Regions from separate parts of the Mus musculus genome. Here region 2 is linked to region 1. A link is a loop called in an ENCODE intact Hi-C map of the cell type or tissue named here. Cell type or tissue: gastrocnemius. All regions are shown on one strand. Links, peaks and the distances in the headings refer to the core of each region. The heading gives the core; the rest is flanking DNA. Region 1 overlaps Fam120b (family with sequence similarity 120, member B). Region 2 overlaps Psmb1 (proteasome (prosome, macropain) subunit, beta type 1).

What was found. Hi-C counts contacts between places; a loop is a spot of excess contacts. Peaks named below come from ENCODE experiments on the same cell type or tissue, not always from the same donor. Only the 100,000 strongest peaks of a DNase experiment are listed, where the experiment ranks them.
Region 2: it touches region 1 in a loop (4-fold over the local background); 14 of 42 quality-filtered maps call a loop at or near these places.

Annotation. Positions count from the first base shown.
Region 1 is chr17:15,411,690-15,426,809 of GRCm38, forward strand. Fam120b (family with sequence similarity 120, member B) reads left to right here. Exons shown (of 11, transcript NM_024203.3): 5 at 2,990-3,162; 6 at 5,944-6,036; 7 at 11,189-11,395; 8 at 12,581-12,689; 9 at 14,500-14,586. Gm49668 (a long non-coding RNA gene) reads right to left here. Exons shown (of 3, transcript XR_003952352.1): 3 at 8,399-12,754. Among named protein-coding and RNA genes, the nearest start is that of Gm49668, 17 kb to the right of the region's middle. In gastrocnemius, for the core only: a CTCF peak has its summit at 7,968 (motif pointing right); no DNase peak of the experiment used is centred there; H3K27ac peaks cover 1,225 bases.
Region 2 is chr17:15,470,051-15,485,170 of GRCm38, forward strand. It overlaps Psmb1 (proteasome (prosome, macropain) subunit, beta type 1), which reads right to left. Exons shown (of 6, transcript NM_011185.3): 5 at 7,265-7,371; 6 at 5,671-6,155. The coding sequence ends at 5,970. Among named protein-coding and RNA genes, the nearest start is that of Psmb1, 21 kb to the right of the region's middle. In gastrocnemius, for the core only: a CTCF peak has its summit at 2,832 (motif pointing left); no DNase peak of the experiment used is centred there.

The DNA.
Region 1 (15,120 bases), core at 2,982-10,981:
ACATGTGTCTACAGCTTGTGGGTGGCAGTGTGAGTAAGCTGCTGCCTCGGGTCACTGTTGTAAGGCTGCGAACTCCTCTGAAACTGTGAGCTTAAATAACCCTTGTCATTTCAGTTGCTCTGTCATACAGCTGCTGTGATACTAGACTTCTGTGTGTGAGCAAAAAGAGCACCGGGTGATCCCATTGTGTCTGGACTCTCAGCAAAGGGAGCACCAGGTGATCTCCCTCTGTCAATGGACTCTCAGCAAAGGGAGCACCAGGTGATCTCCCTCTGTCAATGGACTCTCAGCAAAGGGAGCACCAGGTGATCCCACTGTGTCTGGACTCTCAGCAAAGGGAGCACCGGGTGATCCCACTGTGTCTGGACTCTCTGATCTCCTGCACATGATGTTTGGTTATAAGAGAAGGAAGGGACAGGGTCTTAGCTCGTGCTCATTGCTGTCTGCCTACAATTCCAGAAGCCATGTTATTCCAACAGCGCCCAGGCCGAATGAGCCTGCCTTTCCTCTTGAAACCTCCTCAGAGCCCCTTCCCCAGTTCTTTTCTCCATTTGACCTGAAGTAATTTATATTTCTTTTTCATAACTGAGATTTAACCTGGAGACTTCTGCATGTTAGGCACCTGTCTGCCAGAAGGCTAAACAATAGCCCTTAATCTTTGCATTCTTAAACTTCAATTTGCTTGCATAGTCTTTTTTCTGTTTTGAGACAGGCTCTCTCTGTAGCCCTGACTGTCTTGGACTCTCTATACTGTCCACACTAGCCTTGAACTCACAGAGATCCACCTCTCTCTGCTACTTCCCAAGTGCTGAGATTAAAAGCGTGAACCACTACACCTGAGGGAGAATCTGTTTGCTGCAAGCTCTTCCCAGGCAGCAGTCATTTTTATGGCTCTGCTCAGTATAAATGTACCAGTGGTTACACACATCAGTACATAGTGATCAGAAACTTCTGTGACAAGAAGTGAAAAAATTAAGAGTTGACTTGTTCTTATTTTAGTGCTGAGGCTCAAACCTAGGCCCTCTGGATGCTAGGCCAGCACTGTACCGCTGAGTAACCCCAGGGCACTCTCTTTTGTTAGCCGCTTTAAGTCTTCACCTCCGCTTCGAAAGCTGTCTCCTGGAGTTGAGTCCCTAAACTCCAGGGACTGAAGGCTGGGAGTGAAAAATGGTCACCACTCGCTCAGCCTGGGAGTCCCTTGCTCACCACTTCAGCTTATCTCCGATTCTGGATATATTTCACAAATCGCGGGGTTTCTTTAATATTAAACTCTGATGTATGCAGAAGTATCATTTTCATGAAGAAATGGCCTTTACCGTCTTGAACAGAAGTGAATCTCTCACTCTTTACTTCGGTGCTCCGGTGGGATAGACGATGGTCTCCATGCTGTTCTTCCTCTGTGTTTTAAATACTATAATGTCTGGGTGGAAAGGGGGAAGGGTTTTGCTTGCTTATTTGTTTTTTAGGAGTTTGTAACCTCTGACTTTTATAATTTAAAAGACTCTCTTCTAGGTACTTTAATATTTGAAATAACTATGATAGTAGAAATGCAGCATTTCGCTTATATCAGAGGCTGTTAGCAAGTCTTTTGTTTCTAATGTCTCACAGTAAGTGTGGTCGGCTTTGTGGGCCCCTGTGGCTCTCTGTTATTTATTACCTATGTCATCAAGTTGGAAGAAGTCACAGATAATGTGTGCACAAGGGTGCAGAGCAAGTTTCCAGTTAGACTAGACGAGCATTGAACTAACGTTGGGATTTTATATTTGCTTGTACCAGGAAATAGCAGTTTTCTTTTGATTCCCTTTCAACCATTTAAAACACAAAACAGTTCTTCGTTCACAGGCACCCAGGCAGCAACCCTTCACACACATTGGGAGCAGTTTCTAACAGGCTCTCAGACACCCATCCTGACCTTGGAGTCAGGGGGTCTTAAGTACCCATGTCTCAGAGGACAGTTGCATAAAGCATTTTCTTTCTCTCAGAGAAAATGGCCTTCTTTCCAAAATCAATAACAGAAGACGTGTTTGGTAAATGAAATACTTTCGCCTTTTCAGGACAGCAAGTGACTTACTATGTCCCTCTGCTTCTGAGGTGGGAAGAGGTGAGAAGGAGTTTCCTCCAAGTCCCTGGCTTCTGAGAGCATTTGGTTCTGTGCTTTGTTTTCATGGTGAACATGTGAGATGTCTCACCCTGGCTGCTCTGGACTTTCAATCAGTGCCCACAGCTGCCTGGAGAGGTGCTGCCTCAGTTCTTAGGGCCAGCACCTTCATGTTTGTGTGGAGTTGCCACTGTTTGTCACCCGTATTCGGGACGGTTTGTCATCGTCAAGTTAACAGGAAAGGGCATCTTTTTCAAAAGTTTAGTAATTGTTTCGATGGACCTGCATAATATAGCAATAGAACACTAAAAATTACCTTTTAGGCATTTTTGTTTGTTGGTTTTGGATCCGTGCATCTCAGGCTATAGGATCTTTGAATGTACAGTCACTGGCACATAGACCTCTCAGATCAGGAGCTTTATATACATCCCAGAGAATGCATCCCAGAGTCTCCACAACTGAGTCTTTTGTACATAAAAGTTTTGAAACCACCCATTTAAGAGGAGTTAGCTCTAACTAACTGACGGGGTAGGTGGATGGCCTTTCCCTGGAACATACCATCCTGTTACTAGATCCTTCCAGGGAAGGTTGCCTTTTCTGAAAAACATTCCTCAGTGTGCTCTGTAGCGTGAGCACAGGTGAAAACCCCATTTCCTACACACACACACACACACACACACACACACACACACACACACACTAGTTATCAGCCGGGTCTTGAGTGGGTCTGTGCTGGCACTTAAGGTCTCTTTTCTTTGAAACTGAGAAGCTGCCCTCTGGTTCTGTTAACCCTTGAGTGCCCAAGTAAATCAGGTAGGGAAGAGATGACGCATTCTTCACTGTACTTCCAAAAGTGTATTACGATCATGCTGCATGGATTTCTCGTTTTAGGGGGAACACCTAGCTTGGAAGTTCTGTGGCTGAGCCAAGAGCCAGCAGTGCAGGCCCAGCGCCTGGACACCTTGCTAGCCTGCTTCAACCTTTCCTCCTCAAGAGAAGAGCTGCAAGCAGTTGAGAGCCCGTTGAGAGCGCTGTGCTGCCTCCTGATCTACCTCTTTGTCCAGGTACACGCTGAGCTTACAGTTCTGTATGATATAGAGAGCCCTTTGTCTCTGGCCTTACCTTCCCGGAGTGCTGTGCGTGTTTCTATGGCCAGGTCCCGTGGTCTCTTTCCACAGAACACAATTAGTCCTTCAAGGTGCTCATGGAGATGACAAGTCAGGACTTTTCACAGCAAGGGATTAGTGTATCGATAAGTAAGTGGTGTACATGTTTGTTCACAGTGTTGACTTTTCTCAGAAACTGTGGCAAGCCTAGAAGTATAGATCATAAAATATAATTTTATATAGTTGAACTTAAATTGCCTTTTTAAAAATATTTCATTTTAAGTATATGAGTATTTTGTTCCACCCATCCCATGTTTGTGTGCACTGCCTATGTGCCTGGTACCCATGGAGGTCAGAAGAGGGGTTTAGATTCTCTGGAACTGGAGATACGGTTGGATGTGAGCCACCATGTGGGTGTGTCTGATTTGAGGAAATCTTGGACATGCATTATAGTTTTTACTTTGATTATTGGTACAGTAAAATCCCTGGCCAAAGCCACACTAGGAAAGACATTACTGTGGCTCAGAGTTTGAGGGGACAATCCATCATGACAGGGAGAACAGCAAGGCCATGGTAGCATGGGCTCAAGGCAGTTGATCCTATTCATGGGCAGAATAATAAATGCTGGTGCTATGCATATTTTCTTGTTTTTATTCAGCCTGGGACTGTTGCCCACAAAATGGTTCCACCTACATTGGGGTTGGTTCTTCCATTTTGGCTAACCCAGTTTAGAGACTCCCAACAGCCATGTCCAGATGTTTGTTTCAATGGTGAATTCTAAATCCCATCAAATTAACACTCATGCTTAGTTAACTGTGAGAAAAGACACATGAGAGTTGGGCTAGTGTCATGCCGGGCATGGTGGTGCACACCTTTAATCCCAGCACTTGGGAGGCAGAGGCAGGCAGATTTTTTAGTTCGAGGCCAGCCTGGTCTACAGAGTAAGTTCCAGGACAGCCAGGGCTAAATAGAGAAACAAAAAAAAAAAAAAAAAAAAAAGATGAGGCTCCAAACTCGACTAATTGTGGGTAAAATTACATACCAGTGGACCTCAGTCTAAGCAGAGATGGCAGCTCATGGATTTTATAATCTATATGTGTGCTTGGCCTTGTCATAAGTCCTACATCTTCATGTTTTGTCTAATAATGGTGCATCCTTTGAAATAAACATGGAACAGGAGAGTGGCAGGTCTGAATTTCCAGATCTCCATGACTCGTGACCTGTGACTGGTAGCTCGTACCTGGGTCAAGCCCTGTACAGTATCTTTCCAGGGGGGTTTCAGGGTGAGGGTGGTATAAAGCCCATATTCTTTATGGTTTATAGGGACCATTTTATCCGACAGAGGCATGCAAGCATTTTATTTCCCAGGTGATCTTGGCTTAATTTTACCAGTGGGTTGTCACTGTTGTTTCCCCCCTGGTTTTTGCTGCCACCGTGTACTCCTCCCTCTGAAGAGCTCTTGTGTAAGAGTAGAATTGCGGGAGTGATTAGCATATTGCTCCTAATTGATTACCAGTGCGGTCACTGTGCTGGCCACTTATATGTCAGTTTGACAGAAGCCAGAGTCATTTCGGAAGAAGGAACCTTGGTTGAGAAAATGCCCCCATCAAGTTGGTGTGTGGGAAAGCCCATGGTGCGTTTTCTTGATTGATGCGGGAGGGGGCGGAGGTCTAGCTCACTGTTGGTGATGCCATTCCTGGGGGTGATCTTGTATGCTATGTGAAAGCAGGCAGAGCAAGCCATAGGAACAAGCGAGTAAGCAGCACCCTCCATGGTTTCCACTTCCTGGCTGCCAGTGGATGCTTTGGCTTCCTTTGATGATACCCCGTGATTTAGAAATTTCAGCAAAATGCCCTGCCACCACCCCACGCTGCTTCTGGTGACACAGTTTCATCACAGCACTGGACAGCTAACTAGACACGTGGGTCAGTCGCCTTTCTCATTGCCACGATCAGACACCTGACAGAAGCAGTGCTAAGCGAGGAAGGGTTTATTCTGGTTTGTACAGTTTGAGGATGTGTAGTTCATTATGGTGGGGATGTCAGAGACAGCGGGTCACATTGCTGAAGCACCCTCATAGACACACCCACAAGCATGTTTCCAGGGTGACCCAAAGTCCAGTAGAGTTGGCACTGAAGACTACTATCATCGTGGCTAAGCGCAGGCAGTGTCAGCATCAGGAGTGCGTGAAACTGAGTGGGCAGAGACACCATGTCTTTGGGTCTCCTCATCACATAACTTACTTTAAAGGCCGAGTTAATCTCTCTCTGTCTCCATTTGGGTTTTCCCCCCACACTTTGACTTTTTGATTCCACAGAGTGGGAGGGCCCTGAGTTATGTTGCTGAGATCCAAGGATGAAGGCTACATCCAGGATTGTCGAAGTGGGTGTTCCGATAGTCGTGGGTGTTCCGATACTCGTGGGTACCCCACCTCAGCCTCTGAGCCATCTGTTTTGTACATTTTACAGAGAAGTGTTTGCCCCACTTGAGAGCTTTGTGGCCTAGAGTTGTGGATGACGAGAGCAGAGACTTGCTCTCCCCATCTTCCCATGCCACTGGTTCACTCACTGCACAGCTGTATGTACACCCATACGTTTTCCTCTGTGTGTGTGTGTGTGTGTGTGAGTGTGTGTGTGTGTGTGTGTGTAAACACACCCATATTTGGCAACTGAGACCCACTTATAAAAAGTGTTGCTTGTTTTCAGTATACTCACGCTGGCCCTTTCCTGTGCTTTTCAGGTGGACACTCTTTCCCTGGAAGATCTGCATGCATTTATCGCTCAGGCCTTGTGCCTCCAAGGAAAATCAACCTCCCAGCTCATGCACTTACAGGTATAGTCACGGTCAGTCACCACAGCCATGGATGTGACCATGCTGTGATCACGTAGTCACGGTCAGTCACCACAGCCATGGCTGTAACCGTGCTGTGATCACGTGGTCAATACTCTTTCTAGCCTTTCTGCTGTTGTAGTTGGTACTCCATAGGATGGTCAAGGCGGGCATGTTCGGTGAGGGTGTCTCCACATAGTATTGTCATCCTCTGTCAGTAACTCCAAGATGGCTGTCCTTTCCAACACAGACAGCTATTATACCCTGCTTCTCAGGAGCAGGTTGTTTCACCTCCTGGCCTGGTCATCTCACAGTTTGAGAAGCCTTTGTCAGCCTTGTTGGTGTCAGAGAAACAGTTCCTTTTCTGGTCCAGCCCACCCTCACATCCACTGGTTCACAGCAAGGTGAAGCCAGGCTGCCCTTCCTGTATCCTCACCCAGCATGCAATGCTTTGCATCTGCTTTGTGGCTCTGTTGAAGAAAGTGGAGTCCCAGAGGCCACGTACAGCAGAGTGTGGTAGCTGTAGGGTCTCTGATAGAGAGTGTTTGGAGAGGCCAGGGAATGTCACAGAGGAATAGAGGTGGCCTAGAAGGAAAGGCTGAAGAGGGCAGTGGGTAGGAAGTAGGTCTGCACCGAGAGGTGGAGTGAGTCCTCAGGGGTGAGAGGAAGGGCTCCTGCTGCAGACTTCAGCAGGGCTGAAGGAGCTCTGGAGAGGCTGCAGTGGAGGACAGGTAGGATAGTCAAGGTTGCCTCCTGGGCCCCAGATTGGTGCGGGCACTGGGACTCCCTCGTAGAAAGTGGTACTGTGGATCTGTGAATGTCACAGAGGAGTGGAGATGGGCTAGAAGAAAGATTGAAAGGGAGGGGCACTGGGAGAAATCTAGGGGGATCCTGGGTCCACACCAAGGAGCAGAGTTCGTACCTTGATATTCTGTGTCTTTGTGATCCATTCTATTGCTGACGCCCCCCTGGACTTTGATTTCCTATTGTGTTTTTCATTCCATTACCATTCTGGTTTAGGTTTTCTTCAGTATTTATCTTACTCTCCTTTCATGTTGTGTATTGGCGTCTTAATCCTTTCTGTTGCCTGTTTGTGTTCTCAGAAAATACTGGAGTCCTCCTGATAATATTTACCATATTTATAGTCATTCTCTTCAATCATACATCCAGAGTTTCATCTAAATAACAGTAGTTATCAGTCATTAGTATGCAGTTGATGACGTCTGGAAATGAGTTGCCTTGGTTTTTCATGTTCCTTGTGGTCTTGCCCTGGGATTTGCCAATCTGTGGTTAGAGTACAGGTAAAGATAAGATGTGTTGGCTGTTTTCTGTGAATTCAGCTTGCCTCTCTTCTCCGAGTGGTCATATTTGCAGTATTTGGAAGAGACGAGGTTGTACTATAGCTACATTTTCATCTCTTAGACTGTTGTTCTAAGCGCCAGGTTCAATCTATGCTCTGCCCCTGTGGGTTGGGGACTATAGTTCCAGTAGTTACCCCACTCCAGTAATGGAGTTGCAGGTAACTGCAGAACACACTTGCTAAGTCGGGATTAGTGTAGAAAGTAAATGGACCCTGGCAGTACTATGAATACTAATAATGCTAGGATGGATGCAAAGTAGAAAAGAGCTGGACAGTCACCATGAACCTAGCAGTAAGCTTGGGCCACTAGGTGGGAAGCAGAGGGGAGGGGCATGAATAGGCCTGGTGATAGTCAGGGCCAAGGGGGAGTGGGGTGGATATGCGGGGCTTTGGATTAGTTGTAGACTAAGAAAAGGTAAAGATAGATACTCAGTGGTTGCAAACCAAGTCAGCCTCTCGGCTCTCAGAGGTGTAGAATCAAGTGGAATAAGCATCAGAAGAGAGAAAGGAAGATTTAAAAGAAAAGAAAAGGTTAAGAAAGAAGAGTGTAAGAATGTGTAATATGAACAGTAGGGGACAGCATTGGCCTGTTACAGTGCCTCCCCGTGCTATGTAGGGGACAGAGTTGGCCTATAACTGTGCCTTCCTGGGCTATGTAGGAGACAGCCTTGGCCTGTTACAGTGTCTCTCTGTGCTATGTAGTGGACAGCATTGACCTGTTACCGTGCCTCCCCGTCCTACGTAGGGGCCAGTGTTGGCCTGTTACCGTGCCTCCCTGTGCTATGTAGATAAGGAATAGCTGTCGTGGGGAAGGAGAGCTGGGTGGTCGGTCATAAAAGAAAATGTGAGCAGAGCCCGAGTGTTGGCTTCTTCTCCTTGGCTGCTCTGCCACTCTGTCTCCTTGGTTCTGGTCTAGGCTGTGTTCCCTTTGGTTTTAAATGGCCCCATTTTCTCTGCTGTGGGCTTCCAGCTCCCCTTGCAAATGGAGTTTTCTTAACTGTTTTGTTGGCTGTGGAGAGCTGAGGTAAACTTGGTGCTGCTAAAGTTCTGCCCTCCCACAGGACAGGGAGCTGTACCCAAAGCACTGTGAGAGTTTGTGTTTAGCTCCCTCGGAAATTTTGTGTTTCCTCATTTGGAGTGTTGACAGTGTTCCCGGTAGCAACCACCAGGACCCGCTTATGTGACATTTTTACCACAGCATGTTTGGTAGATTTCCTGGTAGGAGTTTTCCAGCCCATTTTGCTTACAGGGAATGCTGCTTTGGAAGGAAGGGGTAGGAGTCGCTGTCTGAGTGGCAGCTGCAAATTCATTCATAGTAGCCCACGGGTCCTACGGCTCCCATGGTAGAGAGGTTGGTTGAGGTGTTGATCAAATCTATTTCAGGCTTGGAAAAGTAGCAGATGGAGTGATAAAATATTCATATTCCCCTTAATTCCCAAATTGTAATCAGTGACTGCATCCAACGTGGCTTCTGTTGTGCCGTCTTATCCAGAAGTCCTCTAAAAGGAAAGTCTTGAGGGAATTGCAAAACCAAAACAAAACAGGATGACAGCCCCGCATACAGAATTCAGTCAGTGTCCATATATTACCAGTGAGCACATAGAAACTGAGCTGTGAAGGCAATGCCCTCAAAACTATTTTACTAAACTGAATTGCCTAGGTACAAGTTAAATGTAAGTGTGATCTGTAGGTCCAGACTTGCCCTGGTGCTAGGTGTGGTGGTGCATGCCTTTAATCCCAGCTCCTGGGACAGAGGCAGGCAGAGGCAGGATCTACATAGCAAGATCCAGGGCAGCCAGGGCTACATAGAGAGCCCTACCCACCTCCCCCAGAGAATGTACCCTTGATTAAAAAAAAAAAAAAAAAACACATGAAAGAAAGAAGACTTTATGCCTCTGGACGTCTGCTCACTTTACTCATAGAGTCGATGAAAGGAAAATAGGGTGGTATTAATGGGCTTTGAGAATAGTTCGTTAAGTTCAGTTCTGCTCATAGTAGACTCTGCAGCCCATGCATAGAAAGTTTGCACTAGTGCAGAGCCCCGTCAGAGCCTACAAAGTATCCCCCAGTGGCTCTGGAATGAGCTTCTCAGAGCCAGACCTCTATATAAACAGCCTATGGAGCTGAAGCTGAGCCCTTAGGATTAAAGGCTGAGTCTGCAGTGATCCAGGCTCACAGTAAGCAACTTTTTATTTAGAGAGACAGGGTCTCACACTGTATCCCCTGCTGGACTGGAACTCACCATGCAGACCTGGGGAGTCATGAGCTTTGTGACAGTCAGCATGCCTCAGCCTCCACCATTCTGGAACTACAGACATGCACCACTGTATTTCTGATAGTTTTTTAAATAATTGTCAAATTCATTTAAGTGCGGCCTTGTGTATAAAATGGTTGAAACAACGATCACCTCTCTAACCTTTTTTTCACTTTTATTAACTCTTAGATATGTCATGGTGTTCAAGGTAGCATTGGTCAGTGTGAGCAAAACAGATGCCCAGAGGTGGCTGGCTTACTTGTGCTCCCCTTTCAATGGGGTTTCTTGGACATCTGCAGTGTTGATGCCTGCAGCACGGTCAGCATCACAGATCCATGGGAATACGCGTGGCTTCCTGTGGGATGTGGAACCTTATGCCGCATAAAGAACAACAACAAAGAAAGTTGGATGTACAGATGGAATTTACAAAGAAAAGAAGTATTTCATGGTAGCAAGAGATTCTCCTTTTTGAGATTTTTTTTATTCATCTATTTTAATTTTATGTGTATGAGTCTTTTGCCTGCATGTGTGTCTGTGCACCATGCGCACCTCTGTACTCTACCTTTAAAAGCCAGATGAGGGCATTGGACCCTCTATAGCTGAGGTTATAGACAGTTGCCATGTGGGTGCTGGGATTCTCAGGAGCAGCCACTTAACCACTGAACCATCTCTCCAGAGCTCAGGCAAGACATTCTTAATTTGTAAAAACCCGGGCACCTTTTGAGATTTTACCATGTGGCATTTTATTCTTAATGGTATTCAACTGAAATGAGATGACGTATGATTTTTAAAAACAGGGGACTTCTCTCCCTGTGTTTTTCAGGAGAATAAACCTAACAATAAATGATCTTGTAAGTTTGACTTAGTGGCCACATCTTGTGATAGCCCATATTTTCCTACGGCAGTGTCTCAGTTACTTTTCTGTCACTGAGACAAGACAGATGTGTCCTTGATGATCATGATGGGGAGCTCGGCAGCAGGCAGGGAGCACGGCAGCAGGCAGGGAGCACGGCACAAGAGCAGTCACTAAGGACTCATACGATCCACAAGGCCAAGGCAGGCAGGCAGCTGTGGGGAGAGACTGGGAATGGTATGGGCTATTGAAACTTCAAAGCCCACTCCCAATGACACACCTCCTCCTCCAACAAGGCCACACCTCCTAATCCCTTTCAAACAGTTCCACCAACTGAGGATCAAGCTTTCAAATTTAAAGAGTCCATGGGAACTGGTCCCATTCAAACCATTACAACCAGAATGACTGTTCTGGGTCTGTGTAACGAGAGAGCCCTTGTGAGTACCTGCTGCCCTAGTGGGTGAATGGTGAACAGAGGTGTGTTCGTGGGCGATGGGAGGGGCTCCTGTCATCCTTCTCTGGTGTAGCTTGCTTGTCAGGCCTCTTTCATTCAGAAGCTCTCAGGAGGCCGAGCGTCCTATTCAGGACTTTGCAAGCATCGACCCTTGAGTTATCTTTTTGTTTCTCACATTTGACTTCTACCTTGAGCTCTCTGCTTTGAGCTATTGGTGCACATCTGTCTCCACAGCTGGATTACATTAACTCCAGAGCTGTGCAGCTGGGATCCCTCCTCGTCCGTGGCCTCACCACATTGGTACTAGTCAATAGCGCATGTGGCTTCCCCTGGACAACAAGTGAGTTTATGCCCTGGAATGTGTTTGATGGCAAGCTTTTCCATCAGAAGTACCTGCAGTCTGAAAAGGGATATGCCGTGGAAGTTCTTTTGGAACAAAATGTGAGTCCTGGTTCTTGTATAGTGGAACAAGTACGTTTGAAGTCAGTCACTGTAATGAGCCTAGAAGGTCTGCCCATCTCACTGTAGGAAGCTTTAGGAAAGCAGGCATGTTCTCCGGCATCACCCCCATCACCTCACACAGCTGCTAGAACCATGCTTACATTTCCATAACTGTTCTCCACACATGAGGTTGGCGTGCTCAGCAGCAGCACTTGGTGTTCACCTAGCTAGTGGCTCCTGTAGGGAGAATGAGCTGAGAGGAAGGCTTGCACCATCTATAGAGGGGTTCCCCCAGACAGCAGACTAGCTGGGGAAGACCCTTCTGCTATGAAAGGCTGCCCATGGCCTGGGGACCCCGACTACTGACTCAGCCCTCCTCAGTAGAATTGCTTCATGATTCCTGGAAGATTTCCAAATGAGGCCTCCCGCCAAGCTCATTTGGAATGTTTTCTTACCCACAGGGATGAGAAGGCGGTGTGATTGTGAGAGAACATGCTGATCTGTTAGATAAAACACTCCCAAGTTTTCACACCACAGGGAAAACATTTGGCAATGTGTCGCTGTCACCATTTCTCACCAAAGTTCCAGGGTGTTGCAGGGTTTGTGAGTGTTTAGAACTTAGAGGAGCAGAACAAGTGGGCAGCCCTTCCCTCAGATCTGGATGTTACTCTGGCAGCGGTGGCAGAAGAAAATGCAGCCCTGGAACACCGCTGCCAGTTATCCTTGTCTATGTACCTCAAAATACACAATTGAGCACTCCATCTCACACCAAGCCCACTTAAAAGAATTATCTAAGATGAAATTTGACTAGTAATTCAAGAAGCTACCAGAACAGCTAATAATCAGACCCCCGTCTGCTGCTGGCGTTTGACCCCAACACCTCCACTAAGTGTTCATAGATTGTCAGGAGAGTAGTTTTTAGCTATGACTGTTTAATCTACACAAGATAGAGGCAGACATCATAGGTATTTGCTGCCATTTCCAGGGGACTCATGAGGGGAACAGTCATCTAAGACCCTCTTCAGATCATGGTAATGGAGAGGCGCAGAGCCTCTTCGCCTGGTGCAGAGCATGACCCTACACTGTTTGATGTGGGGACAGAGACCACTAGTAGGTTGAATCCCACCCCTGCCACCTCACACCCTGCTCTGTTCAATCCCACTCTTTCATCTGGTCTGTTTGCAGAGATCGTGGCTCACCAAGTTCCACAACCTGAAGGCAGTGGTCTGCAAGGCCTGCTCCAAGGAGAACCGGCGCATCGTAGGCAGAACGCATTGGGACTCTCCTTACACAGGTGGGCAAGGGCTGGCTGCTTCCCTCTTCCTGTCACTTAATGTGCTGGGGCCCAGGTAGACTTACCTGAAAAGAGAAGGATTATGACAGATGAAGATGACTGGACTGTCGTCGGGTAACCTAAATTCTGGTCCCATAAGGAAAAACATTTCAAAAAGGATTCATTTGTTAATTGAATAAAGAACTCTTTCACTAATGTCTCCCTAGGAGAATTCCCACAATTCCCCCAGTTAAAGACTATATGGGTAGTATTTGTCTACTTGACAAAAGTTAAGGTTTACTTTTTCTCATAACAAAGGGACATAACAAAGAAAAATTCAGTATGTTCTATACATATATTGCAGAATAACAGTGGAAAAAAAAAGGTCATGAATTTGAATGCAAGTAGGGAGGGGGAAATGGGAGGAACTTGAAGGAAGGGAGAAATGTCACAATTAAAATATCTTAAAAGGAAAGCATTTCAAAAGAACTGTGAAATGACTTACAGCTCTGTGACCTAAAATGAGACCTGCTGAAAGATGTTAAATTTCTGATATGCCTTTCAAGGTTCTCACTCAGCCGTCTCCCCAGCACTTCCCACCATGCTGAACAGTGGACAGTCTTCTTTCACTGTTGTCCATGACACATGTCCATGTCTCTGAGGGTCATATCAAACATCTATTGTACTTGGGAGTTCCTGCAAAGTTCCACACTGCCAGTGGACTCTAAGCATCCAAGGCGCCCTGCAGTGAGGGTGTCAGTAACGGGCATCCCAATAGGCCGATTGTCAGTAGCCACAGTCAGGAGGCCTTGCTCAGTGAGTAAGGTCTGGGGAGGACTGGGTATTGATTTGGGTGAACTACAACAGTAGGAAGAGCAAGGAAGGTCAATTGGAGTTGGGTACAGAATTCTTAATACTATATTGAAAAGAGTTGATATCTATATTCATTACAAATTGGGGCGCTTTTAAAGGTTTTGAAGTGCTCTTATCAGGATAGCGACTGCTCTGACAGTGGAAGAAAATGGGATCAGGAGATGGCCCATGGATTGTCCCGGGCCCCAGGCAAGAGGTGGCCCTGGGGAAAGTGCCAGCATCCTTGGGGCCTCTCAGGCATCAGTCTGTTGTGCTGTGATCTTCTTGGTCACTGCTGGGTGAATTTAGTGGTATGGGCGCGTGGCTCCTTATCCTTTCTGGCCACAGTGCCTCCAAACAGAAGAGGCGTTTAGTCTCTGAAGGTCATATCATACATGTGTCGTGCTTGGGGTTCCTGACCAAATGCAGTGACCAGACCCACCCTGGAGTCGGTGATTGGCACTTATGGCAGGAACTCATCGTCCTGTGGACCACATGAAACAACGATGCCTTACGTGCAAGGTCGTGCACATGAGTGGAAATTAGTGATCCAAGGGAGACGTCAGAGTGTAAAAGGAATGTGTTCATGCAGTTGTGGGGAGTGTAGAAGAGCGCACCACATCCCAGGAATATGTTCAAGGGAGAAGCACCCATATCATTGTGTTACCTAAAGCAACTGTAAGTGGGCCTCCCTGCTGGAGGAATGGTCTTTGACAATTGTTGCCTCTGGGGAGGAGGCTGGGTGAGAAACAAGATCCCAGAGGCACATGGTAAGCTAGTTCTTAGTACTGTCATAGGCTGCCATTTGGCTCCCAGTACAGATTGACTGCATCTCTTCTGCGACCTTTGGAGGTCCTCCAGGTCCACTCTGCTGCTGTGAACACACTGAGCGTCCCCTGGCTTGCTGTCACTTGCTGCACCATTAAGTGTGAGACAGAGTGAGTGGCCATGTGCTGATGTGTTGCCCATGTTCCCACAGGGAGGCAAGGGAGACAGGGCTACAGCTCCTACAGGACAGACTCCACACATGGCCATTCTGGGCAGTCATGGAGAAACCAGGGTTCAGGTAAGAGGCTACCATGTCCATCAGCCATTGCCTGCTCCAGGCACCGCATCCCTTCATACTAGGCGTGTGCTGAAGACCCTTCCCTGTGTTTCAAACAGTTACAATCAGAAAACAAACCAGCATGTCGGCGTACCTAATTCCGTGTTTAATGGAATAGAGATAAATACTGATCTCGCTCAGTGGTGCTACGTCTCTCCTTGCTGCTTTATTTTCTGCCCATTCGTTCATCTCTTAAAAACTCATTTTTTTATACAATTTATTCAAAGATTTTTTTCAAAAGGTTGTGGATAGAGGGCTTAAATAGTAATGTTATCTTCCATGCTCCATCTTCCATGTCGTGGATTACATTTATAATGTTGGAAGTACAGCTTCTTATGTGTCGTGCAGATGTATTGAAAATCACACTATATTTATTTTAATATGTAATTATTTACATTTAAATATATAGAGAACCTCTCATCAGTATTTAAATTCAAATCCCTTATAGATTTCAGAGCTAAACTTGGTAATTGACTGAAATTACCTAAGATTTAT
Region 2 (15,120 bases), core at 2,579-10,578, 58 kb after region 1:
CTTGCCTTGTTTAGAGTTCCTGACTTCCTTCAATAATGAACAGTGCTGTAGGAGTGCAAACCGAATTAACTCTTTCCTCCCCAACTTGCTTTTTGGTAATGATGTTTCATGACAGTAATAGAAACTCTAACAACCTAAAACACAGATGCAATACAATTTCAGTAAAAATCCTAGAACGATTATTTAGGGATATAGAGGACAAAAAAAATCTTAAAATTAATATGGAAGCACAGAAGATTGCCAAACAACCAGAACAGTTGATGGCATCACCATACCTGACTTCAAGCTATGCTACAGAGCCACAGTAATAAAAACAGCATGGTACTGGCTCAAAACCAGACATCTAGATGGACAGAATAGAAAGCCCAGATCTAAGAACATGCATCTTCAGCCACCTGGTTTCAACAGTGATGGATGCCAAAAATGTACATTGCAGAAACGACAATCTCTTAGCAAGCACTGCTGGGAAATGTATATAGAATTAACACCTCACCATAGAATCTTGAGACTCTGAAGCATGTAGAGCAAAAAGTAGGCAGCATGGAGTCAGAGATGATTCAGTTGATTCAGATGATTAAGATCACTGACTGCTCTCCCCGAGGCTCTGCGCTCGATTCCCAGGATCCAGAAAGTGTCTCCCAATCTGTGCATATAAAATTCTACAGGGCCTGATGCCTTCTGGCTTCCGTGGTACACGGACAAACATGCAGACAAAATACCCATACACACAAAATAAAAAATTTTAAAGAGAGTACACGTCACCACATAGGCATAGAGAACTTTATGACTAGGACAGCAGTCGTACGGGAAATAAGACTAAATATTAACAAACGAGAGCTTGAGAAAACAAAAGGCTTCCGTACAACAAAGAAAAGTCAACCAAGTGAAGAGCAGCTCACGGTAGAAACTCTCTGCTATACAGTTGACAGAGGGTCATTAACTAGAACACAGTGACAACAAAAACACAGGGGAAGCAGGCAACCTACCATCTCCTCACCATCCAAAGGAAGCCCTCAGTAGACAAGTCCAACTTGGTGAACCAATGAATTTTATTGAGGATATTTACGAGAATATGGGTAAAGAGTTACTTATAGGAGGAGAAATGACTCAAAGACAGCTGCATAACCAAAGCCCACTCCAGCACAGATGACAGCTCATAGAAGCTGGAAACTTGTATCATACTGTACTGTAGAGCCTGCAGGCAGCTCAACAGGTGACTGGTCTAGTCTCACAGTCTTCTTTGTAGCTTGCTTTGTCTGAGAGTAACTCTCAACCGTCTGTATTATTTAATCATGGAGGGGGGATCTTAGTGAATCTGGTCAGTTCCAGGGACTCCCTTCAAGGATTTTAAGTTATTTGTTTACCTTCTGTCTTAAAGTACTTACTTACTTGCAGGGTGGAATGTATCAATAAGGAAATGGCCACACAACCCATGTTCCATCCCCAGGGTCCATCTAGTAGAAAGAGAGAACTGATATATTGTCCTCTGACCTCTACATTTGCACTATGGCGCAGGTGTGTGTGTACACAAACCCATTAAATTTTAAAATAACCCATTTTTTTACTTTTCTTGCTTATGTGTACAGGTGTTTTGCCTCTATGTGTGTCCATATACCACATACATGCCTGTTGCCCACATATCCCAAAAGAAGGTAGTATAGATCCGCTGGGTCTGAAGTTAGAGATGGTCTCGAGTTGCCATGCAGGGGCTGAGAACTAAACTCGGGTCTTCTGGAAAAGCAGGTGTTAACTGCTGATAAGTGTTCTTAACACCTCTTCAGCCCCATATCCTAATTTTAAAAAGTTGGTTATGGAAGTGTTTTAGTTTCATTCTGTTGCTTTCCTAAACATCACGACCAAAGGCTTGTGGAGGAAAGAACTTATCTGGCTTATACCTCCCGGTCAGTCTCTTGGAAGAAGTTAGGGCAGGAACTCAAGGAAGACCTGAAGGTAGGAATCATGGAAGAGTACTCCTTACTGGTTTGTTCTAAAGCTTGTTCTGGGCCTTATAGTTAGCTACGTTTCCTATATAGCTCAGGCCTACATACTTAGGGATGCTGCTGCCCACAGTGGGCTGAGCCCTTACATATGGATCTCTTACAGACATAGCCACAGCCCAGTCTGATCCAGGCAACTCTTCAGCTGGGAGTCCCTCTTCCCAGATGAGTCAGGCTGCTTCCCTCCTTGCCAACTTAGCACACAAACCAACCACTGCTAAACCATAACCTTCTACTTGTTTGTCACCATTTCCTCGTGTTAGTAAAATGCAATTTATAAAATGCAATTTTAAAAACCTGTCTAAAGTTTTTAACTGAGCTGCTTCAGCAGGTAAGAGCATTTCCAGAGGAACTGAGTTCAGTTCCTAGCACCCATGTCAGATGGAACTCCAGATCCAGGGAAGCTGATGCTTCCGGTCTCCAAGGGCACCTGGACTCATGTGCACACACCTCCCCCGCCTCCCTCTTACAAGTAAAACTAAAGTTTAAAATTCCAATGCTTTAAAAGTACAAAGTCTCAGGCTGGACGTGGTGGCGCACACCTTTAATCCCAGCACTCGGGAGGCAGAGGCAGGCGGATTTCTGAGTTCGAGGCCAGCCTGGTCTACAAAGTGAGCTCCAGGACAACCAGGGATACACAGAGAAACCCTGTCTCGAAAAACAAACAAACAAACAAAAACAAAAACAAAAACAGTACAAAGTCTCAGGCTTGAGAGATCGCTCAGTAGTTGAGAGCACTGACTGCTCTTCCAGAGGTCCTGAGTTCAATTCCCAGCAACCACACGGTGGCTCACAGCTATCCATAATGGGATCTGATGCCCTCTTCTGGTGAGTCAGTGACAGTGTACTCGTATACATTAAAAATAAATAACTCTTTAAAAAGTACAAGGTCTCTTTTAAATTTAAATCTAGTCTTGCTGGGAATGGCAGCACATGCCTTTAATCTCAACACTCAAGAGGCAGAGGCAGGTGGATCTCTGTGAGTTTGAGCCCAGCCTGGTCTACATAGTGAATTCCAGGTCAACTAAAGCTTCATAGAGAGACCTTGTCACAAAATTCATTCATTCATTCATAAACCCAAAGACCCTTAAATATGGGCTTCAGTGGAAAAAGATAAATTACATAAACAACACACTTAAGCAAAACCGAAGTCTAGCTGTATAGATCAATGTCTATCATGTCCACTTGTCCTTTTACAATACACTCTTCTGGGCTCTAAAGGGCTCTCCAACTCTGCTGTCCCCAGCACACATGGTGGTAGTACAGGCTCAGGTCAGATTCATCCCACACTTACCACTGTTCTTAGCAGATATCCCAGGTCCGAGCTGCTCCAATATCTGCTACAACTCATGTTCTGCCTTCACCAATAGCTTCTTGGGCCTCTCTGCAGGTACCCCAACCCTGCAACAGGGTGCCAGTCCTCAGCTTCTCTTTATGACCCCTTCAATCAAGAGCTTTCCTGCCTTTAAAACCAGTAACAGGTGGGTGACTCTTACAGATATTTTGCCAAATTCAGCTAACAGCTTGAGATAGACTTGACCCCACTAGATCAGTTTGTGTGCTTATCCTTAATAGATACTTTCCAGATTTTATTTCAATGATAACGATTTCTTATTAACCACAGCTGATTTTCAGCCCCAGATGACCAGAATCCAAGTCCTAGTAAAACTCAAAGCTTTCATCTAACGGGTGCTGCTTATCTTGTTAATCACAAATGATTCCTAACTAAAAAGCAACCACAGATTCTTAATCCAAATGGCCCCGATCATCTTTCTTCCTTCGAAGGCATCACAATCCACCTTCATAGCCTCCATGTTTTTCATAGCACTATCTTCCAAGTTACTACTGAACAACTCACCAAGTTCCTAGGACTCAATGGCTTTTCCAGCTCTAAGTTCCAAACATTTCCCCACTCCTCCAAATGAACACAGGTTCATCACAACGACGCTACTCTTGGTGCGAGTTTCTGTTCTACTTTCATTACAGTGCTGTGATACCGCAGCACCACAGGAAAGAACCCGTTGGCTTACACTCCAAGGTTACAACGCATCACTGAGAAAAGACCAGGTGGCAAGAGCCTGGGACAAGAATCCTGGAAAAATTCCACTTACTGCCTTGCTCACAGGCTCAAGCTCAGCTAGCTTTCTTTCCCTTTCTTTGCTGCAAGCACTTTTCAAAAATATTTTTTTAACTTATGTGTGCATGCATGTTCCTCTGTGTGTGCCATGTGTGTGCAGATTCTCACGGAAGCCAGAAAAGTGTTGCATCCACTGGAACTGACTGTTGTGAGCCACCTAATACGGGCTCTGAAAATCAAGTATAGAAACAGACTCTTAACAGTCAGACATTTCTCCAGCCCCAGATAGCTTTCTTATACAGACCAAGCCTCACCTCCCTAATGTTAGTGCTGTCCACAGTGGGCTAGGGCCTCCTCTATCAATCAAGATGATTTCTTACAGATATGACCACAGACCAATCTGGTTGCATAAAGTCTGTCATAATGGTTTCTTCTTCCCATGTTACTCCAGGCTGTTAATGTGACAAAACAAAACAAACAAAACAAAACAAAACTAACCAGGACAGAAATAAGCAAAGTTTCTCAAAAGAAATATAAACAGGTAGTAATCACTTTAAAAATTAGCATCCTTAGCATTCAGAGAAATACAGGTTAAAACCACTTTGAGATTCCATCTCCCACCAGTCAGAATGAACATCATCAAGAAGATAAAAGGACAGTGGCGGCACACATCTCTAATCCCAGCACTCGAAGGGAGACAGAGGGAAACAGATCTGGGTTTGAGGCCAACCTGGTCTACTGAATGAGTTCTAGGACTGCCAGAGGTTGTTACAAAGAGGAACCCTGTCTCAAAAAACCCAAACAAACAAAATGATCAAGAATACAAATGACAAGTACTGACACTGACTTGGGTAAAGTCACACATTGTTGGTGTGTCAACTAGTGCAGCCACTATGGAAATCAGAACAGAAGTTTATTAAAAAAAAGCAAAAACAGGTTTTATAGGACCCAGCTATACCATTCCTGGACACATACCCAAAGAAACTTATATCCCAGTAGAGATACTTGCATGTCCACATGTATTCAAAATAGTGTATGTAAGTGTGGATGTAAATGATATGTAAATGTATGTAAAATCCTAATGCTGAAGACATCCATATAGGGTTTCTCATTCCAATCCAGGAGTCAACACCATCCTCTGGCTTCTGTGTGCATACGGACACATGATTACACACATACACACACACACACACAAATCTTAAAAAACAAGATGTGTATGTATTAGCCAGAAAACAAATTAACCACAGAGATCCAAGGGTCAGAACTCAAGCTGTCAGGCTTGGTGGCAAACACCTTCACCCACTGAGCCACCTCCTTAGTCCCACTTTCCTTATTCTTAAAATACAAAAATATAGGGCTGGAGGGATGGCTCAATAGTTAAGTGTGTGGCTCTTCTAGATGACCCATTTGACAGCTCATAGCTCCTGTAACTCCAGCTCTAAGGGAACTGACGCCTGCTTCTGGCTTCCCTGGGCACCTGCATACCCTGTTCACATAAATATGCATGCACGTGGCACATGCTCACGGAAACACACACATGATGAAAAGTAAATCTCAAAATAAATAAATATATCCAGATAAAGAAAAAGAAATTATATTAGTGGTTTTATTTTTCATTACATACATTTGTATGTGGGTATTTGCATGTGCCTGTCGAGGCCAGAAGAGGACACTGTAGCCCCTGGAACTGGAGTTACAGGTGGGTGCTAGGAATCAAACTTAGGTCCTCTGCAAGAGCCATACTTTTTAAACTGAGAGTTGTCTCTCCGACCCCTAAGGAAGAAATTCTTCCCAATTTGCCATGCTTAGAGAAGACACAGTGTAAGAAAATGAGTACTTTACATTCTTTTTAATAAAACAAACTTGTGCCACAGCTCCAATATATGACCCGCATGTCAGTCTTTCCGCAGGGGAACAGTTTCCTCCCTGATGCCCTCTTTGGTCACGATGCAGATCCTGAGAGCATCTCCAGTATACACATCCCTCTCGGCTGCAGAAATGAAGACATCTTTCACCAGCCTCATGGCTCTGTCCAGCGTCAGGGGGACGTGCTCTACATTCTGCATATTTTTGAAGCCAACCTGGAGAGACAGAAACTCACATGGAGCATCACGTGTCCCCAAGACCTAAGGCCCCAACCTCCCACAGCATACAACATCCCCATGTCCCAGGATTTGAATTGGATGTATCAAGTCACATCAGGATGTCTTCCAGTTTAAGGATATTCTAGTCCCAGCTTAAATACAACAGAAATGGGGCAATGCTCCCAATTTCTCAAAAGCACAAACACATGGAGGCAGATACAGATAATGTAAAAAATTTAACAAGGAGGAAGAAGGGGCCTAGGCAGCTCCATCAGAAAAATTTAGGCAGGGTTATCTAGGAGCTGAGAACATGTCTCCACAAGACTGGCCTGCAGGCAAGTCTGTGGGATGTTTTCCAGATTAATGCTTGATGTAGGAGGCCCCAGCCCACTGTGGGCAGGTGAGTAAGGAAGCAGTTTGAGCCAGTTATTACAAGCTAGTAAGCAGCATTCCTTCAGGGTCTCTGCTTCAGTTCCTGCCTCAACTTCCCTCCATTACAGAGTACAAGCTCTTAAACTGAAATGAACTGAGTTTCTTCCCCAAGTTGCTTTTGGTCATGGTACTCTTATAATGGCAGTAGGATCAAAACTAGGAGAAGGCACTGAACTACAAGAGCATCAAACATTGCTAACTAAAGCGCGAGATCAGATAGGAGAAGGCAGAGTGTGGCACAGGTGAGATGAACACACAGCAGCAGAAAGCAAGGCACAGGAACCACAGGCAGCACGGATTGGGTTACTGAGCTTGGAGGCTGAAGGCCTCTGAGAAAACCCAATAAACGCAGGTCTGGATCAAGGTGGTATTAAAAAAAGGGGGGGGGGAGACAAATTAAAAGTTTGGGGAATCGACTATAACCCAGAAACAGTAAGGGTAATGAAGGAGGCATTGTGTGATGTAAGGTAAGATGGCATGGGATAAGCGAGACATGACCAATGGCTGCAGACAGAGCCTATAGAGCCATGGGCAGCTGAGGACTGAAGGGCACTGACAGAGCAGAGAAAAGAGCGGCGTCAGAAGACCTCAGCAGCATCTCAGCAGAATGAGAAACTGGAGGCTACCACAGCTGCCCACGCTGCCACAGGCAGAGCTCTGCTCAAGCACATTACCTGGTTGTCGAGCAGAGGCTGCAGCATGGCACTTGCTGAGCCTCCCGCCTTGAAAGAGTCTCTCTGGTAAGAGCCCACTGGGTCAAAGCTGTACACAGCTCCCTTTCCTTAAAGAAGAAAGAGTACAACAACACTGTCAAAAGGAAGTCAAAACATGATGCAGAGTGTTATCTAGCCACTTAGCTAAACTTCTGACAAAGGTCAGAACCCAGTTACTGTGGTGCAGTGGACCCCAGCAGACTATTCTTTATGGAATGAGGTCAGAGACAAGAGGTTCACATCTTAGTGACCTAACCCTGTGGTCAACTTGTCTAAAACTAATGTCATTGACAACTGTCCCATGGCCCTGGGCAGGCAGGCCATTCAGACACATTGGGTAATGATCACAGGCCTTACTTGAAGTTCTAACCAAAAGCTTCATGCTATCCCTAACAAATAAGCTTGTGGAGTTTTAGCATAAACCCAATAGTTTAAATTCTTCTTAGAGCTAAATCTAAGTAATAAAACCACAGACTTATTGTCTATCATTTTAGTATTCGATGAACATACCTTTTAACAATATACTGTAAAAAACCACCTGCATCAGCTAGTTTTATGTTGACCTGACACAAGCTAGAGTCATCAGAGAGGAGACAACTTCAACTGAAAAACTGCCTCCATAACACTAGGCTGAAGCCTGACCTGTAGTGCACTTTCTTACTTAGTGATTGATGCAGGAGGGCCCAGCCACTGTGGGTGATGCCGTCTCTGGGCCAGTGGTCCTGGGTTCTATGAGAAAGCAGGCTGATCAAGTTATGAGGAGCAAGCCAGTAAGCAGTGCTCCTCCATGGCTTCCAGGTTCCTACTGTTTCATCTTGACTTTCTTCAATGATGAACAACAGTATGAAAATGTAAGCCAAATAAACTTTCTTCCCAACTTGCTTTTTGGTCATGGTGTTTCATTGCAGCAATAGAAACCCGAACTAAGACACCATATTCTAGGCTAAGGCAGGAGGATAGTGAATCCTTGGTAGACTCAGGTAAAGAGCGAGAACCATCCCTGCCAAATACCACCAATTTCTAATTAATGGCAATATTTAATTTTTTATTTAATATTTAATAAAGAGTTTTAGCAAAACACAAATGCGTACTATTAAGCGCTTTGTTTTGCCCAAAATGTTACAGCTTGCCTTGAATTACTGGAATAAGGAATAACTTAAAAAATAGAGATTACTTTTATTTATGTGTATATCTATGTGAATGTCTACATCATATGTATAGGTATCCATGAGGGCCAAGAGATTTCCTGGGACTGAGTCACGGGCAACTGTAAGTTGCCCAGTGTGTGTGCTGGAATCCAAACGGGTCCTCTGAGGGCATGAAAGACTCTAAATGCTAAACCATCTCTCTAGGCCAAGAGTAATTTTTTTTTCCTGTAAGAGAAACATAACTCAATACAACAAACCAACCAGCAGTCCTTACAGACTCCACTGAAATCAAACTATGCCTTTTGGCAGGATTTATCCTAAAAGATAATTGTAAATATATACATTTATTACACATTTATAAGAAAAAGATGTAAATCAAAGCAGCCTGGTAAGGAATCACTTTTCTTGAATTTTCATGCCCATTAGCCAATTGTGCCAGTTAGTGACCCGGAGTTTTCACTAATGGGATGAGGTACTATCACCAAGGATGAAAAAAAAATCAGGATAACAACCCTGGTGTGTTGCCAGCCTGGTTTGATACTTTGACTTTGTGAATTCTTTGTGAAACACTGAAATTATTGTTTGTTTCTAACATAGGTAGATATTTCTGCAGTATTCAAAATAGAAAAAAAAGGCATCTTAAAAGTTATTAGAAAGGTGGCACTCATTCATAAAACCACATCACTGTCTAAAAGGTAAAGCAAGCAAACCTTGGAGCCAGCTGCTGCACTCTGCTGCACCTTGTGTGGTCAGGGTGTTGGTCACAGTTACTGAAGAGGTTAATATACTTAACCTCCTCAGAGCCTCAGAGTGCTCAGCATGAGTTAGCACACTGATGAGACTGGGCCAGGGCACTTGGTAATGGCACTTGCTGCAAAGCCTGTTGACTTGAACTTGATCCCCAGAACCTACCTTGTGACAGGCCAGAACCAGCTTTGGAAGGTTGTCCTCTGACTTTCATATCTGCACCAGGGCAAACACACCCCATCCAAGGAACTGACTTTAAAACAGAACTTTTAAAATTTCTACTATTGAGAAAAACTGGAAGGTACAAGTGATGGTTTGTATATTCTTGGGCCAGGGAGTGGCACCATTTAGAGGTGTGGCCTTGTTGGAATAGATGTGACCTGGTTGGAGTAGTTGTGTCACTGTGGGTGTGGGCTTAAGATCCTCACCCTAGTTGCCTGGAAGTCAGTCTTCCACTAGCAGCCTTTGGATGAAGATGTAGAAATCTCAGCTCTGCCTGTACCATGCCTGCCTGGATAATGCCATGCTCCCACCTTGATGATGATGGACTGAACCTCTGAACCTGTGAGCCAGCCCCAATTAAATAATGTTTTTATAAGACTTGCCTTGGTCATGGTGTCTGTTCACAGCAGTAAAACCCTAACTAAGACAGTACCATATGCGTATATAGACCTGGAATTTTTATCAAAGAACACATCACTACAATTTTAGACAGTCTTTAACAACTGTGTCTGAGTGTTTTGCCTGCCCGCCTGCCTGCCTGTAGGTATATGATGTGCATAGTGAGGCCAGAGGAGGGCGGGGTTCCCTTGGAACTTAAGTTACAGACCTTTGTGAGAAGCCATATGGGTCCTGGGAACTTAACCCCTGCAGTCTCTGAAAGAGTAGCAAGTACTAAGCCATCCCTCCGGCCCCTAGAAGAGGTCTTTTAAAAACAACTGTGCTAACAACAACAAAAAAGAAGAAAGAAAGAAAAAGAGAGAGGGGGGGAGAAAGAAAGAAAGAAGGAAGGAAGGAAGGAAGGAAGGAAGGAAGGAAGGAAAGAAGAAAGAAAGAAAGAAAAAAGAAGAAAAGAAAAGAAAAGAAAGGAAAGGAAAGGAAAGGAAAGGAAAGGAAAGGAAAAGAAAAGAAAAGAAAAGAAAAGAAAAGAAAAGAAAAGAAAAGAAAAGAAAAGGCTGGGCAGTGGTGGCGCACGCCTTTAATCCAAGCACTCGGGAGGCAGAGGCAGGCAGATTTTTGAGTTCGAGGCCAGCCTGGTCTACAGAGTGAGTTCCAGGACTGCCAGGACTACACAGAAAAACCCTGTCTCGAAAAACAAAAAAGAAAAAACAAAACAAAACAAAACCAACTGTGGAGTGTCTGTAATACTGTCAGTTGAGAAGCTGGAATAAGAGGATAATAGCAAACCTGGGCTATAGACTGAGACCTTAAAAAAAAAAAAACAAAAAAAAACCAAACAAACAAAAAACCAAACAAACAAAAAAACCTCAAACCCAAACCACAAGAAACTATGGATCAAGATCCCTGGTGAAACCAGAGATGACCACAGAAGCAGGCCTCTAGCTTCAACAGCCCCAGATAACCCCCGAGAACACAGACTACAGGGAAAATGTGTCCCAGTCTCCCTTCCAGCACACCAGGGTGTTTTGAGCACCCCACTTTCAAGTCAGCACAGATGTGCCAGCAATTAATTTTACAAATATTCCCTTTATCTCTTATTCTCTATTATTTAATTTCTTATTATTATTTTCTTTCTTGCATATGTTTCATAATGGTTTTGCTTTTGTTTGTATATAATTTAGGAGTTTTTGTTTGTTTGGGTTTTTGAAGACAGGGTTTCTCTGTCTAGTCCTAGCAGTCAGACACTTCCTCTGTAGACTAGGCTGGCCCCAAAGGCAATTTTTTACTCTTTAGCCACACCTCATACACCCTCCCCCTTTAATTCCTACATCTTCCTGTCCTTGATCTTTCCTCTTTTTATGTAATTATATATTTCCAAGGACAGGAAGATGTTTCTAGTCTCCAGGCTACACCCACAACAAGACCAGTATCTCCAGGTTACACCCTCAACCAGACCAGTGTCTCCAGGTTATTCCCCCAACAAACCTGCACCCCAGGTTACAAGCCCACCCCCTGGTAATGACCACCAATGCAGAGGGGAGCCGAAGTTAAGTCTATGATAGACTTCCAGCACCAGCCAATCATGTTAAAGGCCACAGGAGCTTTCTAATTAGATGCTTGCACACATGCTCCCTGCTTGCTGTTTACTACAAAGCCTTGCCCTGATAGACATTCAGGGCTCTCCCATCACCAAACCCGTCCTGAGGTGGGTTGCGGGGGAGCCCCAAGCTAGCTCAAATAGAATAAAGACCCTGCTGTGAGCTGCATCAAACTGGCTCCTTTGGGGCTGGCTCAGTGGTTAAGAGTGCCGACTGCTCTTCCAAAGGTCCTGAGTTCAAATCCCAGCAACCACATGGTGGCTCACAGCCACCGTAACAAAATCTGATGCTCTCTTTTGGAGTGTCTGAAGACACACTACAGTGTACTTACATATAATAAATAAATAAATAAATAAATAAATAGATAGATTTAAAAAAAAAAAATTGGCTCCTCTGTGTGTTTTTGGGGATCACTAACATTTCCCTGGCACAGCAGTATAAAGAACAAAGAGCACAGTGAAAGTAGTAAGAGAAAAACAGGTAGACCCATCAGACAAACATCGGATTATTCAACTGAAAATTTGAAAGTCAGTAAGACTTATTTCAAATCCCAAAAAAGGTAAGAAAACTATACTTAACACCCATCCTACTGCCTAAAAGCCAGTAAGTCTTTTGAGATTTTAGTTCACTTGGTGACCTTGGCTGAGTGGACAGGAAAGATCAGAAGCATAAAACAGAGACAGAAAACTGACTTACAAAAAGCTCCAGCTGTAAGCCTAGAAGACTAAAGATCACTCATCATGAGGTATATGGGAACTGTAATGTACTATATGTATGTATGAAATCATCAAAGAACTAAATGTTTAGAAGTTATAGTAGTAATAATGTATACTAGAATACTGCTTAGGACTGCTAATCAGACTTTTCATCACTTTTCATGATGAAGGAAGAGCCCTAAATTAACACCCCATTATAATTAAGAGCCCCAGTATAAAATACAGAATACAAGAATTAAAAAAAAAATGTAGAGAACGCAGAACTCCTAATAAAGTAACAAAAGTATAATTCTTAAAAACTTAAAAGACACTAGAAATAAAAGTAACAACAGAATTTAAAAAATAAAGGAGGGAATTTTCAAAAATCAGAACAAGATTTTTGCAGGAAATCTGATCACAATGCAAATCCCATGATTGTGTTGTTTACTGGGAAAACCTATTTCTAGTTGTAGTGTGGCTCAGCCTTAGCGTACATCTTTAATCTCAAACAATAAAGGTAAAGTTAGTTTTAGAAGAAGCACCCATATTTGAAAATGATGTCAGTGAGCGGCAGAAAAGGACGAATAAGATTTGACAGAACAGGCTATCCCAACTCTCATGAGACGAGGGGGAAGAGAGGAGACTTAAGATAGTTTTACTGGGTACAGAGACAGGCTGCAGAGAACAAGCCAGACACAGGTGAGGACAGAACAAGCCAGAGACTGAGAAGGAGCCAGAAGATTACAACATATTACCAAAGTTAATATGAGGCCAAGCAGAGCAATTCAGTCAGAAGCTGAGAAAAGCCAGTTTCAATCAGTCAGCGTAGAGAGGCCAGTGTTGGGCCAGAACAGCTGAGATGAATCAGCCAGCCCAAGTTCAGAAACAACTAGAAAGGATGAGCAACAAGTCTCAGAGGCTGAAAAAATCTAGGCCTAAGCCACAAGCTTCCAGGACTAAGCCCAGGTTAGCAGACAGAGGAAGCAACCCTCTGACATCAAGAGAATAAAAGTTACTTTTACATAAGACAAAAAGATGGACTATCCACAGGCAACAAGAATGAGGAACAAATAAGCTGCAGTTGTGGAGAAAATCAGGACAGGCAAGCAAGGACGGCAAGGACGACAAGAGCGAGGAAACAGTGAAGAGGAACAACCTGGAGGGCCACTGTGAAGTGTCAGAACCAAGCAAAAGGACTTAGCAAAGATCCAAAAACCATACTCAACCCCTCCACTAGACCAGGGGAAAGACATACACCACCAAAGCAGACAGAAAAAGAAAGCTTAACAAACGAACTCAAGGCAGCTGGAGAGATGGCTCAGTGGTTAAGAACACTGACTGCTCTTCCAGAGGTCCTGAGTTCAATTCCCAGCAGCCACATGGTAGCTCACAACCATCTGTAGTGTGTCTGAAGACAGTGATAGTGTACTCATATACATTAAAAATAAACAAATCGTAAAAAAAAGGGGGGGGGAGGAGCCAGATTCAAAGCAAGGGGCAAGGTAAAGGACTTCTTTGTGATGGTCAGAAACAATCCAGGAGGCACCATGTACCAGGCTCAGAGGAGCCATCCACCATGGAGAGAGGAAAGGCAGGGGTGAAATGTACTAGCCCTGAGGCAAAGCCCTCAGTTTCACCTACATTCCATCATAGGAGCTCCCTGCTGTGATCCAGGTAGAAAAAGATCCAGGTAGAAAACCAGTCACACAGACTGGTTTCTCTTTAAAGTTGCTATTTTAAAAAAGTTATTGTAGATACTGGTTGTATAATTTTTATAAATTACTTCTTTGATAATTTTATACATGCATATAATGCATTGTTTTTATACCACCACTCCTAAAGACTGATTTTTTTTTCTTACGTCTTAGATTCAATCCTAAAACAACGAATATCTGGGCTGGAGAGATGGCTCAGTAGTTAAGATTTGTACTTAGTGCTGGATTCCCAGCACCTGCTGGGTAGCTCACAACAGCTTCTAATAAACAGCAGCTCTGACACATCTGGTCTCACACACTTAAGGCACACACACTTACTTACATGCATATCACATCTCCACACACAATGAAAAAGTCAATCTTCTACAGTGGTTTCTTTTTTCTCTTTCTTTCTTCCTTCCTTTCTTTCTAAGATTTATTTATTGGGCATCAGATCTCTTAACGGATGGTTGTGAGCCACCATGTGGTTGCTGGGATTTGAACTCAGGACCTTCGGAAGAGCAGTCAGTGCTCTTAACCACTGAGCCATCTCTCCAGCCCCTACAACGGTTTCTTGAGATTTAGTTATCATTATACATTATTTATTTATTTATTATATGTAAGTACACTGTAGCTGTCTTCAGACACACCAGAAGAGGGCATCAGATCTCATTACAGATGGTTGTGAGCCACCATGTGGTTGCTGGGATTTGAACTCAGGACCTTCGGAAGAGCAGTCGGTGCTCTTTAACACTGAGCCATCTCTCCAGCCCCCATTATACATATTTATGTGAGTGAAAAGATTGCGCGAGGTGGTGTTAACTACAAAGAAACTCTTTTCTGGACACTGAGGGACACTTGCACACAAGAACTCACAGCAGTTGTGATTTGTATACAAGACCCAAGCAAGCTCAAGCCAGACAAACATGCCAGCATAGAGAAGTAGACAAGAAGTACCACCCTAGCCAAGGAGCTTTAGGCAACTGACAGGGATTGGTAGAGGGAGTCAGTTTTAAGGGTGAGTCCCCTAACAGGCTGACCACATTTTAGTGGAAGACCACACATCCGAGAATATGAGTAACAACAACTGTACCTGATGGTTTAAAGATGAAAACAAAGAGGCTAGGAAGTTGGATGGTAAGGAAACTAGAGAGTGGTGTATCTGGGAGGAACGGGAGATGGGTGACCATGATTAAAATACACTGCACAAAATTCTCCAGGAACTAAAAAAAAATGAGACTGGGGAGCAAAAACACACAGACACGCAAAAATCTTTTGTTGTTGTTTTGTTTTTTTGAGATGGGATCTCTCTAC